2 separate regions of the Homo sapiens genome follow, and region 1 is linked to region 2. The links are chromatin contacts, found by Hi-C or POLR2A ChIA-PET in ENCODE. All regions are on one chromosome and are shown on one strand. The core of a region is the stretch at or near the end of the contact, and the rest is flanking DNA. Distances in the headings are between cores, read along the strand shown. Region 1 overlaps LOC105372323 (a long non-coding RNA gene). Region 2 holds the start of ZNF708 (zinc finger protein 708).

Evidence for each region. A loop is a pair of places that touch in the nucleus more often than their neighbours do. ChIA-PET counts read pairs that join two places held with the same protein, here RNA polymerase II (POLR2A). Pooled maps may share reads with other maps.
Region 1: a loop to region 2 is called in a pooled map, with 2.8 times the contacts of the local background. The contact joins the enhancer-like site here to the promoter of ZNF708 in region 2. A Hi-C loop is called at or near these places in 1 of 168 maps with a recorded cell type or tissue (CD14-positive monocyte) and 4 of 50 pooled maps. POLR2A ChIA-PET finds 5 or more read pairs at or near these places in 3 of 52 experiments (CD4-positive, alpha-beta memory T cell, MCF 10A and activated T-cell).

The regions. Positions count from the first base shown.
Region 1 is chr19:21,603,160-21,609,396 of GRCh38, forward strand. The region is part of intron 3 of LOC105372323 (a long non-coding RNA gene); the gene reads left to right. Among named protein-coding and RNA genes, the nearest start is that of ZNF429, 100 kb to the left of the region's middle. Within about 2 kb of position 2,237, at least 11 of the 41 ENCODE cell types and tissues checked have a DNase peak (open chromatin) inside an H3K27ac peak, as active enhancers do.
Region 2 is chr19:21,324,503-21,330,853 of GRCh38, forward strand. It overlaps ZNF708 (zinc finger protein 708), which reads right to left and starts at 4,908. Exons shown (of 4, transcript NM_021269.3): 1 at 4,708-4,908. The coding sequence starts at 4,710. RefSeq lists enhancers at 2,851-3,372, 4,461-4,660, 4,701-4,880, 4,765-5,753 and a silencer at 5,000-5,221.

The DNA.
Region 1 (6,237 bases), core at 987-3,486, 280 kb after region 2:
ATGCTTCCCCCTGCACAGATCTCCCCCAACCCCACAAAATGCTTAAAAGATAACTTAGCTCTTTGTTCAGGGCTCAGTCCTTTGGATGTAATCCGACTAGGCCAGTGAACCTAAATAATAAATATCCTCCTCAACCCCTCGGTCTCCCTGATTCTTTAAAATATCCTGCAACATTTCTGGGGGCTTATCTGGGTTTGGAGATGATAGATTTACTGTCTCCTTTGCCAGTGTGTCTAGGGCCCCGGGGATGGGGGAGACCCAGCATCCAAGACGCACCATGAGGGGGTTTCACCTGGATGGAGACCAGCTCTCCCCATGTCCTGGTGCCCTGCCCAGCAGTGCAACAGAACTGGGGACAGAGATGCAGGACAATACCAGCACTTCAGGAACCACGATAAGGAGTAGTGGCCCAAGGCAGGAAAGCCCGTCCCATAGGGATGAAGGGGACTGACCATTAATCCAACCCAGAGTGGCTGGGGGCAGCAGGAGTGGCCTGCCAATTTGATTGAACCTCGTGTCCCCACTAACAAAGTGAAAATGGTTCACAGAATCTGGAGACAGGAACTGGGGGTGTGTGGGTGCATGTGAACCTACCTGGGACATGAGAGAGGCTCATTTCATCCGATGAGGAGTCCTGGGGTAGGAGTGATGGGTTTATGTGTGTGAATGTGGGAGCCTAACTAGGCTCACCCAGGACACAAGAGAGGTTCATTTCATCCAGTGAGGAGTCCTGGGGCAGGGGAGGTGTGTGAAAGTGTGTGAAAGAGATGGTCTCAGGAGAGGCCAACATGGGGACTGATGTGGGGAGGCACAGATCCCTTAGTGCAGGCTGTGTGCTCTGAGGCGAGTGTAGGCAAAATCAAACCTAGGATGTTGCATACGGCTGATAGGATCAGCTTTGCAGCTGCAGCAGGCTGTGACAGGGGAAGGCACATTCCTGGCTAAGCAGCATCCAAAACTCCTGTAATAGGACCCAGTCTGGTGAACCTGAGGGTGAAAATGAGAGTGAGAGTGCACTGCAAGGGAGGAAATGAGAGGGAAAGCATTGAAACCAACTCCTTTGGAGTGCACGATAAAGAATTTTTTTAAAAAAGGATTTAGAGGTGATTATGGGATGAAACTGGATGTTCAAAAGTTAAAGACATACTGTGAATTAGAATAGCCCTGTTTTAGTGTTGGATGGCTGGCCGAAGGCACTATAGAGAAATTGGCCATGTGTTTTAAGGTGGTGACTAGGATCAGAGGACAGCCAGGACATTCAGACCTAGTCTTTATATTGACTCATGGCTAAATGAATGCAGCCCTGCTTAGCAGTTTATTGTAGAACGCTCACAGCTCATGCCAAGAGAAACCAGCTGCACTGGCAGCTACAGAGTTAAAGGGAAAGTCACAGAGGCTTATAGCACCAAAAGCAAAAAGTGAAAGCCAAAAGTGAAAGTAAAAATCAGCCACCCTGGCAGCTATGGAGACAAAAGAAAAGTCTTAGGAAAAAGAAAACCAGTTTTGCAAGAACCACAGGAGGGAATAGAGACCCCTCCTCCCTACATTCCAATCTACCCCCCTTTACCAAGGCTAACTGCCCCTAAGGAGTTAAGTTCAAAGAGATACAGGCTCCCAGTCTCACCCGAGAAAGAGAAATCAGAGCTCTGGGAAGTTAAAGCGAAAGGCTGGAAAAGTCAGGCAGGCCATCTCAGGTCGAGCCATGCCCAAGTTATGCTTCTGCCTCTAAAAAGGACAAGAGGACCCCCACCAGGATGCAGATGATGCAGTCCACCTTCAGCACCCACAAAAGTGCCGAGAAGCACTTCTGCAAAGGCTAAAGGATGGTAAAAGAAAAAGGCAACCAATATAAAACATCTCAGAGGTGCTCCAGGGTGCAGATAAAAGCACCAGCCAGTTTTATGAAAGACTTTGTAAGGCATTTTGGTTGCACACTCCATTTAACCCTGAGGCTGCTGAAAATCAGTGCAAGGTGAATACGGCATTTGTAAGGCAGACCCAAGGAGATATCAGGCATAAATTGCAGAAGTTAGAAGCTCTGTAGGCATGAATGCTACTCAGCTTATTAAAGTGGCTACCAGGGTGTACATTAACGAGATCAGGAGGCAAAGAAGAAAGCTGATCAGAGGCTTAAGAAAGGCTAATTTACTAGCAGCAGCCCTTGTGGGAAGAGAAGCTGGCTTTGCAAAGAGGCATGGACGCAGGCGTGAACACAGTCACGGAAAAGGCTAGTCCGGACAGGAGTTTGAAAGCTGGCCAAGGCTAGAGAGAGATTTATGTGCACGGTGCAAAAGGAAAGGACACTAGAAGGATACACGTCAAAAGAATAAGGAGAATGGGCCGGGCATGGTGGCTGACGCTTGTAATCCCAGCACTTTGGGAGGCCGAGGCAGGTGGATCACGACGTCAGGAGGTCGAGACCATCCTGGCTAACACGGTGAAACCCTGTCTCTACTAAAAATACAAAAAAAAAAAAAAAAAAAAAAAAAAAAAGCCGGGCATGGTGGCAGGCACCTGTAGTCCCAGCTACTCGGGAGGCTGAGGCAGAAGAAAGGCGTGAACCCTGGAGGCGGAGCTTGCAGTGAGCTATCGCGCCACTGCACTCCAGCCTGGGTGACAGAGCAAGACTCCATCTCAAAAACATAAAAAGAATAAGGAGAATTGTCAAGGCCATGGTATGAAAAAAAAAAACCACCGGCCAAGGGCTACTGCACCCAGGAAAAACCCAAGACCCCCTGCACCTGCTGTGAAAGGCAGGATATAAAGTATCAGAAAACAGCTCAAATCTGCTCTAAAAGTGTCCAGTATTTAAGCTTTTATATAAACCAAGAGGAAAGATGGCTTAGTAGTAAACAAAAGCAGGCTGTTTGTGTACTTCCTACTCCAACAACCTGGTGTCAAATAAGAGAGTTCCTAAGGGCAGCAAGGTTCTGCCACATTTAGATCCCAAATTTCTTGCTCATGGCTAAGCCATTATACAAAGCCACAAAGAGGAGGAAAGAAAGAGCCTCTCCTCTAGGAGGCCAACCAGGAGAAGGCTTTTATTTATTTATTTTTTTTTGAAGCCACTCCACAAGTCACTCTATATTGCAAATTATACATAATAGTACACCTAATCAATATATAAATGTTATGGGTTAAACATCTACAACAAACAAAATAACATTTAACATCAAGAGAAAAGAAATGGGAAAAAAAGGTTAATGAACCAGTCCATGAAGAGCAACAGAGACAAAAAGAATCTCCTGGTCTGGGCCAGGCAGTCCAGTGGTCTTGCAAGGAACACCTTTGATGTGGGTAGAGCCTTTCGTGGCAGATGCCAGAGCCTTTCATGGCAGATGCCATGGAGCTTATCTTTTTTTTTTTTTTTTTTTTAAATTGATCATTCTTGGGTGTTTCTCGCAGAGGGGGATTTGGCAGGGTCATAGGACAATAGTGGAGGGAAGGCCAGCAGATAAACAAGTGAACAAAGGTCTCTGGTTTTCCTAGGCAGAGGACCCTGCGGCCTTCCGCAGTGTTTGTGTCCCTGGGTACTTGAGATTAGGGAGTGGTGATGACTCTTAACGAGCATGCTGCCTTCAAGCATCTGTTTAACAAAGCACATCTTGCACCACCCTTAATCCATTTAACCCTGAGTGGACACAGCACATGTTTCAGAGAGCACAGGGTTAGGGGTAAGGTCATAGATCAACAGCATCCCAAGGCAGAAGAATTTTTCTTAGTACAGAACAAAATGAAAAGTCTCCCATGTCTACTACTTTCTACACAGACACAGCAACCATCCGATTTCTCAATCTTTTCCCCACCTTTCCCCCTTTTCTATTCCACAAAACCGCCATTGTCATCATGGCCCGTTCTCAATGAGCTGTTGGGTACACCTCCCAGACGGGGTGGTGGCCGGGCAGAGGGGCTCCTCACTTCCCAGTAGAGGCGGCCGGGCAGAGGCACCCCCCACCTACCAGACGGGGCGGCTGGCCGGGCGGGGGCTGACCCCCCACCTCCCTCCCAGATGGGGCGGCTGGCCGGGCGGGGGGCTGACCCCTACCTCCCTCCCGGATGGGGTGGCTGCCGGGCGGAGACGCTCCTCACTTCCCAGACCGGGCGGCTGCCAGGCGGAGGGGCTCCTCACCTCTCAGACGGGGCGGCTGCCGGGCGGAGGGGCTCCTCACTTCTCAGACGGGGCGGCCGGGCAGAGACGCTCCTCACCTCCCAGACGGGGCGGCGGGGCAGAGGCGCTCCCCACATCTCAGACGATGGGGGGCCGGGCAGAGACGCTCCTCACTTCCTAGATGGGATGGCGGCCGGGCAGAGACGCTCCCAGGAGAAGGGGTTTAAAGAAATCAAAAAAGCTTGACTCAGGCCCCAGCTTTAGGACTGCCGGATAAACTAACTAAGCCTATCTTCTTGTATGTCCACAAGTGAAAGGGAGGCCATAAGGGTTCTAACTCAAGCCATAAGTTTATGGCATCACCCAGTGACATACTTATCCAGGCAATTAGACTTTGTGGCACTTGGATGGCCTCTTTGTTTTAAAGCTATTAAAGCACTAGCTGCCACTGCCCTACTGGTGCAAGAAGCTAATAAACTGACTTTAGAGACTGTGAATAGCCTAAACCTGGCTACATTGCTCCTCATCAAGTCAGTGCCAGGAGACCCCTTTCATTTCTGTGTCAACATGATAGATGAAGTTTTCTCAAGCCAGAGAGATTTGATAGCCCCTCAGGGAAACTGGACATTAAATATTTTACTGATGGAAGCAGTTTCATACTAAAGTTTTATGAAAGACTTTGTAAGGCATTTTGATTGTGCACTCCATTTAACCCTGAGGCTGCTGAAAATCAGTGATTTTCACTAAAATCACTAAAGGGAGTCTGCCGAGCTGGGTATGCAGTGGTGACTTTGGACTCAGTAGTAGAGGTGCAGTCTCTGCCTACAGAAACTTCTGCTTAGAAAGCAGAGCTAATATCTCTGACAAGAGCTCTCTGGCTAGCAAAAGACCAAAAGACAAATATTTACACAGATTCCAAATATGCTTCTGCCACTTTGCATGTTCATGAGGTGATTTACAAAGAAAAAAGACTTTTAACTGCTGAAAGTAAAGAAATAAAGTACAAGGAAGAAATTCTACAGCTCTTAAATGCTGTATAGGACCCAAAAGAGGTGGCAGTGATGCACTGCAAGGGGAACCAAAAAAGGAAGAACACTAAAGGCTAAAAAAATAAAAATAAAAAAGCAGACAAAGAGGCAAAGCAGGCTGCAATGACAACTCCACCTTCTAAAGAGGAAGTCTTAGCTATGCTTCTCTTCCCAGAGATTCCCCTCCCGGAGATCCCAAGCTATGCTCCAAGTGAAAGGGCTTGTTTTGCCCAGAAAAATAAGAACTACACTAAAGGAAGATGGTAAAAATTCTCCAGTGGGAGGCTAGCCATACCAGAAATGGTGACCTCCAGATTTGTAAAACAATTCCACCAAAGAACTCACATAAAAAAAAAAAAACAGCACTAAAGACATTATTAAGGCATCATTTCTATGCACCATGGCTCACTGCTATTACTCAAGCCATTTGTAAACAAACAGTGTTTAACTTGCACTCAGAACAATCCATGACAAGGAGGGCCTACTCCGCCCCTGGGAGTTCAGGAAACAGGAGCCAGGGAGCCGTGCCCTGTGAAAAACTGCTTATAGACTTCACCTAATTGCCCTGAGAGGGAGGGCTATCAGTACATGTTGGTGTTCATTTGCACCTTTTCAGGATAAGTCAAGGCCTTCCTCACCCAGACAGGGAAGGCACTAGAGGTGACCAAGGTGTTGTTAAAAGACATTATTCCCAGATTTGGACTGTCTCTAACTCTAAGATCAAACAATGGACCAACATTTGTGGCTGAAATAGTTCAGGACTTTACTTGACTATTAAAATAAAGTGGAAATTACATACAGCCTACAGGCCGCAGAGCTCAGGTAAAGTGGAGTGCATAAACCAGACACTCAAACAGCTGCTGAAGAAATTTTGTCAAACTCATCAAAAGTAGGATCAGGTCTTGTCTGTTGTCCTCCTCCGAGTCAGGTGCACTCCCACCAAACAACTGGGTATTCGCCCTGTAAGATTTTATTCAGCCAGCCACCCCCCATCATAAGTCAGATTAAAGGTAATCTCTGTAAACTAGAAGAACTAACTTTAAGAAGGCAAATTCAGGCTTTAAGTATGGCCATGCAAAAATGCATGGCTAGGTATAGAAA
Region 2 (6,351 bases), core at 3,658-6,157:
GCTGCAGTAAGCCGAGATCATGACATTGCACTCCAGCCTGGGCAATAAGAGAGAAATTCCATTTCAAAAAATAAAAAAAAAATCCAGCAGTTTCTCAAACACAGTGTTGACATAAGAGAAGAAAATTTTAGGGTGCTTATATTTCATATCTCAATAAGAAAAGCAAAAGTGTCCATTCCTTTCAAACAATAAATGCATTATTTTATTATTTCCATTAAAAGTCATATAGTAAACAATTAGTCATATGGAAACATGTCTAGGAGGTACCAAGTTTCAAATAAAATTTAGCTTAAAACTAGGAAATCAAGATAACAGGATTTGAACAGAGATATTCACTGTCACAAATTTACCCTGCAAAAAGAGGAGCTGATGCTTTCATGAATCTATGTAACTCAGCAATTATCTACCACATTTTCTTGTGAAAATGTACTCATTTTCTACAGCCAAAATGGGAAAGACATTTCCCCTATTCTTTTTCTTGGTAGCATTCTTAAACAGCCTTGAAATTTTATTGGAAATTACCAAGCCATAAAAAATACACCTGACACTGATGAAAGAAATCATAGATGGCACAAACAAATGGAAACAAATCCCACGCTCATGGATAAGTAGAATCAATATTGTGAAAATGACCATACTGCCAAAAGCAATCTACAAATTCAGTGCAATCCTTATCAAAATACCACCATAATTCTTCACAGAATTAAAAAAAATTCTAAAATTCATGTGGAACAAAAAAGAGCCTGCGTAGCCAAAACAAGGCTAAGCAAAAAGAACAAATCTGGAGGCATAACATTACCTGATTTCAAACTACACTATAAGGCCATAGTCACCAAAACAGCATGTTACTGGTTTAAAAATAGGCACATAGACCAATGGAACAGAATAGAGAACCCAGAAATAAACCCAAATACTTACAGCCAACTGATCTTCAGCAAAGCAAACAAAAACATAAAGTGGGGAAAGGACACCCTTTTCTACAAATGGTACTGGGATAATTGGCTAGCCATATGTAGGAGAATGAAACTGGATCCTCATCTCTCATCTTATACAAAAATCAACTCAAGATGGATTAAGGACTTAAACCTAAGATCGGAAACTATAAAAATTATAAAACATAACATTGGAAAAACCCTTCTAGACATTAGATTAGGCAAGGATTTCATGACCAAGAACTCAAAAGCAAATGCAATAAAAACAAAGATAAATATCAGGGACCTAATTAAATTAAATAGTTTTTACACGGCAAAAAGAACAGTCAGCAGAGTAAACAGACAACACATAGAGTGAGAAAAAATCTTCACAATCTATACGTCTGACAAAGGACTAATATCTAGAGTCTACAACAAACCCAAACAAATCAGTACAAAACAAACAATCCCATCAAAAAGTGGACTAAGGATATGAATAAACAATTCTCAAAAGAAGGTATACAAATGGCCAACAAACATATGAAAAAATCCTCAACATCACTAATGATCAGGGAAATGCAAATCAAAACCACAATGCGATACCACCTTACTCCTGCAAGAATGGCCATGATCAAAAAATCAAGAAACAGTAGATGTTGGCATGGACGTGGTGAACAGGGAACACTTCTACATTGCTGGTGGGAATGTAAACTAGAAAAGCCACTATGGAAAACACTGTGGAGATTCCTTAAAGAACTAAAAGTAGGATTACCATTTGATCCAGCAATCCCACAATTGGGTATCTACCCAGAGGAAAAGAAGTCATTATTCGAAAAATATACTTGCACACGCATGTTCATAGTGGCACATTTCACAATAGCAAAATCATGGAACCAACCCAAATCCTCATCAATCAATGAATGGATAAAGAAACTGTGGTATATATATACAATGGAATACTACACAGCCATAAAAAATGAATTAACAGCATTTGCAGTAACCTGGATGAGACTAGAGACTATTATTCTAAGCAAAGTATCTCAGGAGTTGAAAACCAAACATGGTATGTTCTGTTATGTGGGAGCTAAGCTATAAGGATGCAAAGGCATAAGAATGATACAATGGACTTTGGGGATTTGAGGGGAAGAGTGGAAGGGGGACGAGGGATAAAAGACTACAAATTTGGTGCAGTGTATAATGCTCTGGTGATGGGTGCACCAAAATCTCATAAAATAGGCTGGGCGCGGTGGCTCATGCCTATAATCCCAACACTTTGGGAGGCCATGGCGGGTGGATCACTTGAGATCAGGAATTTGAGACCAGCCTGGCCAACATGGAGAAACCCCGTTCTCTACAAAAAATACAAAAATTAGCTGGGCATGGTGGCACGCCCACCTGTAATTCTAGCTACCCGGGAGGCTGAGGCAGAAGAATTGCTTGAACCCGGGAGGCAGAGGTTGCAGTGAGCCAAGATTGTGCCATTGCACTCCAGCCTGGGCAACAAGAGCAAGAGTCCATATTAAATATAAATATAAATACATATATATTTGATTATATATATATTCACAAAAAATACATCTGAGAAAATTCCTAAACTTACTCTAAGAAAGGAAAACTTAAATGAGAATTTCTCACAAATAAAATACATGATTAATATTAATTTTTTCTGAAATCCACCTCTTTTATGCCCTCTGTTAATATTTTCTTACCTTCCAAGTCCTATTAATAAAATGCAATTTACAGTTAAATAATGGAAGTCAACATAAGTGAACAAATCTTTTCAAGGTGACAAACCCAGGGAGTGGTAGTGCTAATTAGAAAACAGATGTGTCTAGACCGGGCGCGGTGGCTCACGCCTGTATTCCCAGCACTTTGGGAGGCCGAGGCGGGCGGATCACCTGAGGTCTGGAGTTTGAGACCAGCCTGACCAACATGGAGAAACCCCATCTCTACTAAAAATACAAAAACATTAGCTGGGTGTGGTGGCACATGCCTGTAATCCCAGCTACTCGGGTGGCTGAGGCAGGAGAATCGCTTGAACCTGGGAGGCGGAGGTTGCGGTGACCCGAGATCGTGCCATTGCACTCCAGCCTGGGCAACAAGAGTGAAACTCCACCTCAAAAAAAAAAAAAAAGAAAAGAAAGAAAACAGATGTGTCTGACTGATATTCACCCACCCCATTCTGCTCACCTTAAGTGCTCAATAACCACCCTCTCAGGAGACATTACACTATGCCCCAGGTGCATTTTACTTTGTAAGTTCTTGCACCATCTCACTTGGGTCAGGTTTTTCTTTGTCTTTTGGGATACTTTTTTTTTTCCACAAAATTTAGAGAATTCAGGGGGCAGAAATTATTTCTGTGTTTTCCCCTCAATACCAGCATCTGATTGGCTGACCAGCACTGTGTCTCCAAGAAATGGAAGCTGGGTTGGGTGAAGACAATCTTAATGTCTCAAGGGGTTAGCTTTTCAAAGGAAGAGTATGCCAGGAGATGCCTCTCAGCCCCAGGGCATCCACCTGCTCCCTTGAGAAGCTACACTCCATACCTCAGGTTGTCCTCAGGGAGAAAAATGACCCAGGAGCTGATATTCACTAGACACTCTAGCAGAAAAAGTCATGATGTGTATCTTGGTTTACTCCAGACAGTACTGAAACCCAGGACCAGGAAAAAACTGAAGGGTGGCTGAAGACACATCACTCCGTAAAGTTTCCAAAGAAAAACCTTCACCTGAAAACAAACATTCTGATAAGATTTCTGTGCCTGAGGAAGATAAAAAAAAAAAAGCCATAGAAATTTCATAAAATACAGTGTCAGGGAATTATTTTTTGCTTTCTTCTCATGAGAAATATTTTCAACCAGAAAACAATTTTAAGTGCCATCCAATGCTTTGTCAAAAAATGATTAACTAAAATACAGTATCAAAAATGTACACTAAAGGAAAAACAGTTGAGAATGTGAATTAGGAAAGGCAAGCTGGCATTTGGAAATGTCAGAAGGAACTAGAAATTTAGTATTTTAGTTTATTTGCAGTTTAAATCTAACTGCAGGCCAGAGTTAGGCTGGAGGAATGGGGCTGGGAGGTACACTTGAGACCCCGCTTGGAACGCATGTGAAAAATGCAGGGGAAAATCAGTCCCCTGTGGAGTGTGAGAATAATTAAGTGGCAGGCAATTACACTGAGGAGGCTCTAGTCCCCGGCTTTCTACTTAACAGCAACAGCTACGTAAATGTACCTAACCGATTATTAAATATAGTTTTCTTCATCATGCACCTTATAAAAAGTCTTTCCTTCAAGCTCCTCCCATGAACCACAAACTACAAAACATACTTTTGTGCTCTACAATTATTGAATCACTCTTTGATTAAATTCTTTAATATTTTTTGCGATGACTGCCACAGATTTTTAATAGGAGAAAATAGGAACCGGGAACCCCACAGACCAAAGCTCTTCCCATTCATGAACCCGACCCCAAGTCAGGATTCTCCCCTGACCACCCTCCCATGGTCCCTGCACAATCTGGGAGAGGCGCGGCGCTGCCGGTGCAGAGCCGCCCAGAGAGGGCTGCAGGCCAGGGCACAGTCACTGCGCAGGGAAGAGACAGGACGCCCGGGGGCCCGGCTGTCGGCGCAGCCGCCATCTTATGGCTGAAGGGGACTGAGGCCGAGCTAGGCAAGGAGAACTCGGAGCGCAGATTGTGGAGATGACTGCGGGGAGTCCTGAGTCCCGCCACAGCCACTTCCCACAGGTTTCAACCAGCCCTTCCCCTCTCTCGGGATGTCGGACGGCACTCTCACCATTTCTAGGCTTCCAGAGGGTCCTGGAGTCTTAGCTGTGGATCTCCCAATACCTGCAGGTCACAGAGCCACAGAGTCTGGGCCTCTAGGAGCAGAGGACAAACAGCAGTGAAGACGAGACCGGAGCTCCGGCTGCAGCAAGAGACAAAGGCCGCGCCAAACCCGGAAGCCGCCCTGTCCGGTCCAGCTGCGTGTCTGAGTGAACTGTCCCCAGCTCAGAGTCCCTGATTGGATAATGTTAAAACCCGCCCCTTCAGGCCCTGAGGGACGGAAGATGTGATCAGATGCTGGGCTGAATGAAGTGTGACAGCCTATGCTGCAGCCTTTTCAGGCAAGGCTTCCTCCCTGAGCTGAGCCAGGCCCACCCGAGAGGGTGTTTGCCTTTAATCTTGTGTATAAGGTCATATGCCCTTATAAATAATATGCTATATGGCTATTCACAAATGAAAAGAATATAATAACCCAATTGTTCTAAAAAAAATTTTTTTTTTGAGATTGAGTTTCACTCTTGTTGCCCAGGCTGGAGTGCAATGGCGCGATCTTGGCTCATCGCAACCTCCACCTCGCGGGTTCAAGCGATTCTCCTGCCTCAGCCTCCCGCGTAGCTGAGATTACAGGCATGCGCCACCATGCCCGGCTAATTTTTTTGTATTTTTAGTAGAGACGGGGTTTCTCCATGTTGGTCAGGCTGGTCTCAAACTCCAGACCTCAGGTGATCCTCCCGCCTCGGCCTCCCAAAATGCTGGGATTACAGGCATGAGCCACTGCGCCCGGCCCAACTGTTCTAAAATTTTATATTTTGTGACCTTCCTGACTTCTGGTCCTTTGAGCAGGCAGCCTGAGATTTTAAAAAGGAGGCAATTCTCTGAAATAAAATGTGAGCCACAAGTTGGGCGCTGTACCTCACGCCTGTAATCCCAGTACTTCGGGAGGCCGAAGAGGGTGGATCATCTGAGGTTCAGAGTTCGAGATCAGTCTGGCCAACATGGTGAAACCCCGTCTCTAAAACAATACAAAAAAATTAGCTGGGCATGGTGGCAGGCGCCTGTAATCCCAGCTACTTGGGAGGCTGGGGCAGGAGAATCGCTTGATCCTGGGCGGTGGAGGTTGCAGTGAGACGAGATCACGCCACTGCACTCCAGTATGGACAACAAGAGTGAAACTCTGTCTCAAAAAAAATAAATAAATAAAATAAAATCATAAAATGTGAGCCACATGTAAATTTTAAATTTTCTAGTAGCCAAACTTTATTTTATATTTTTATTTTTTTAGACGGAGTCTCACATTGTTGCCTGGGCTGGAGTGCAATGGCGCGATTTCTGCTCACTGCAACCTCTGCCTCCCGGGTTCAAGCGATTCTCCTGCCTCAGCCTCCCAAGTAGCTGAGATAAAAGGCGCTGGCCACCATGCCCGGCTAATTTGTAGCCAAACTTTAAAAAGAGTTTAGCTCTATTTTTAAAAAGAAACAAAGAACAGGTGAAATTGATTGTAACAATTTAACCCAATATATCGAAAATATTGTCATTTTAATATGTGAGAAATATGTAATTATTAATGAAGTGTGTCTATATATATGGAACTAAACCTTTGAAACTAACTCGTATTTTACCTTTCTAGCACATCGCAGTTCAGACCAGGCGCATT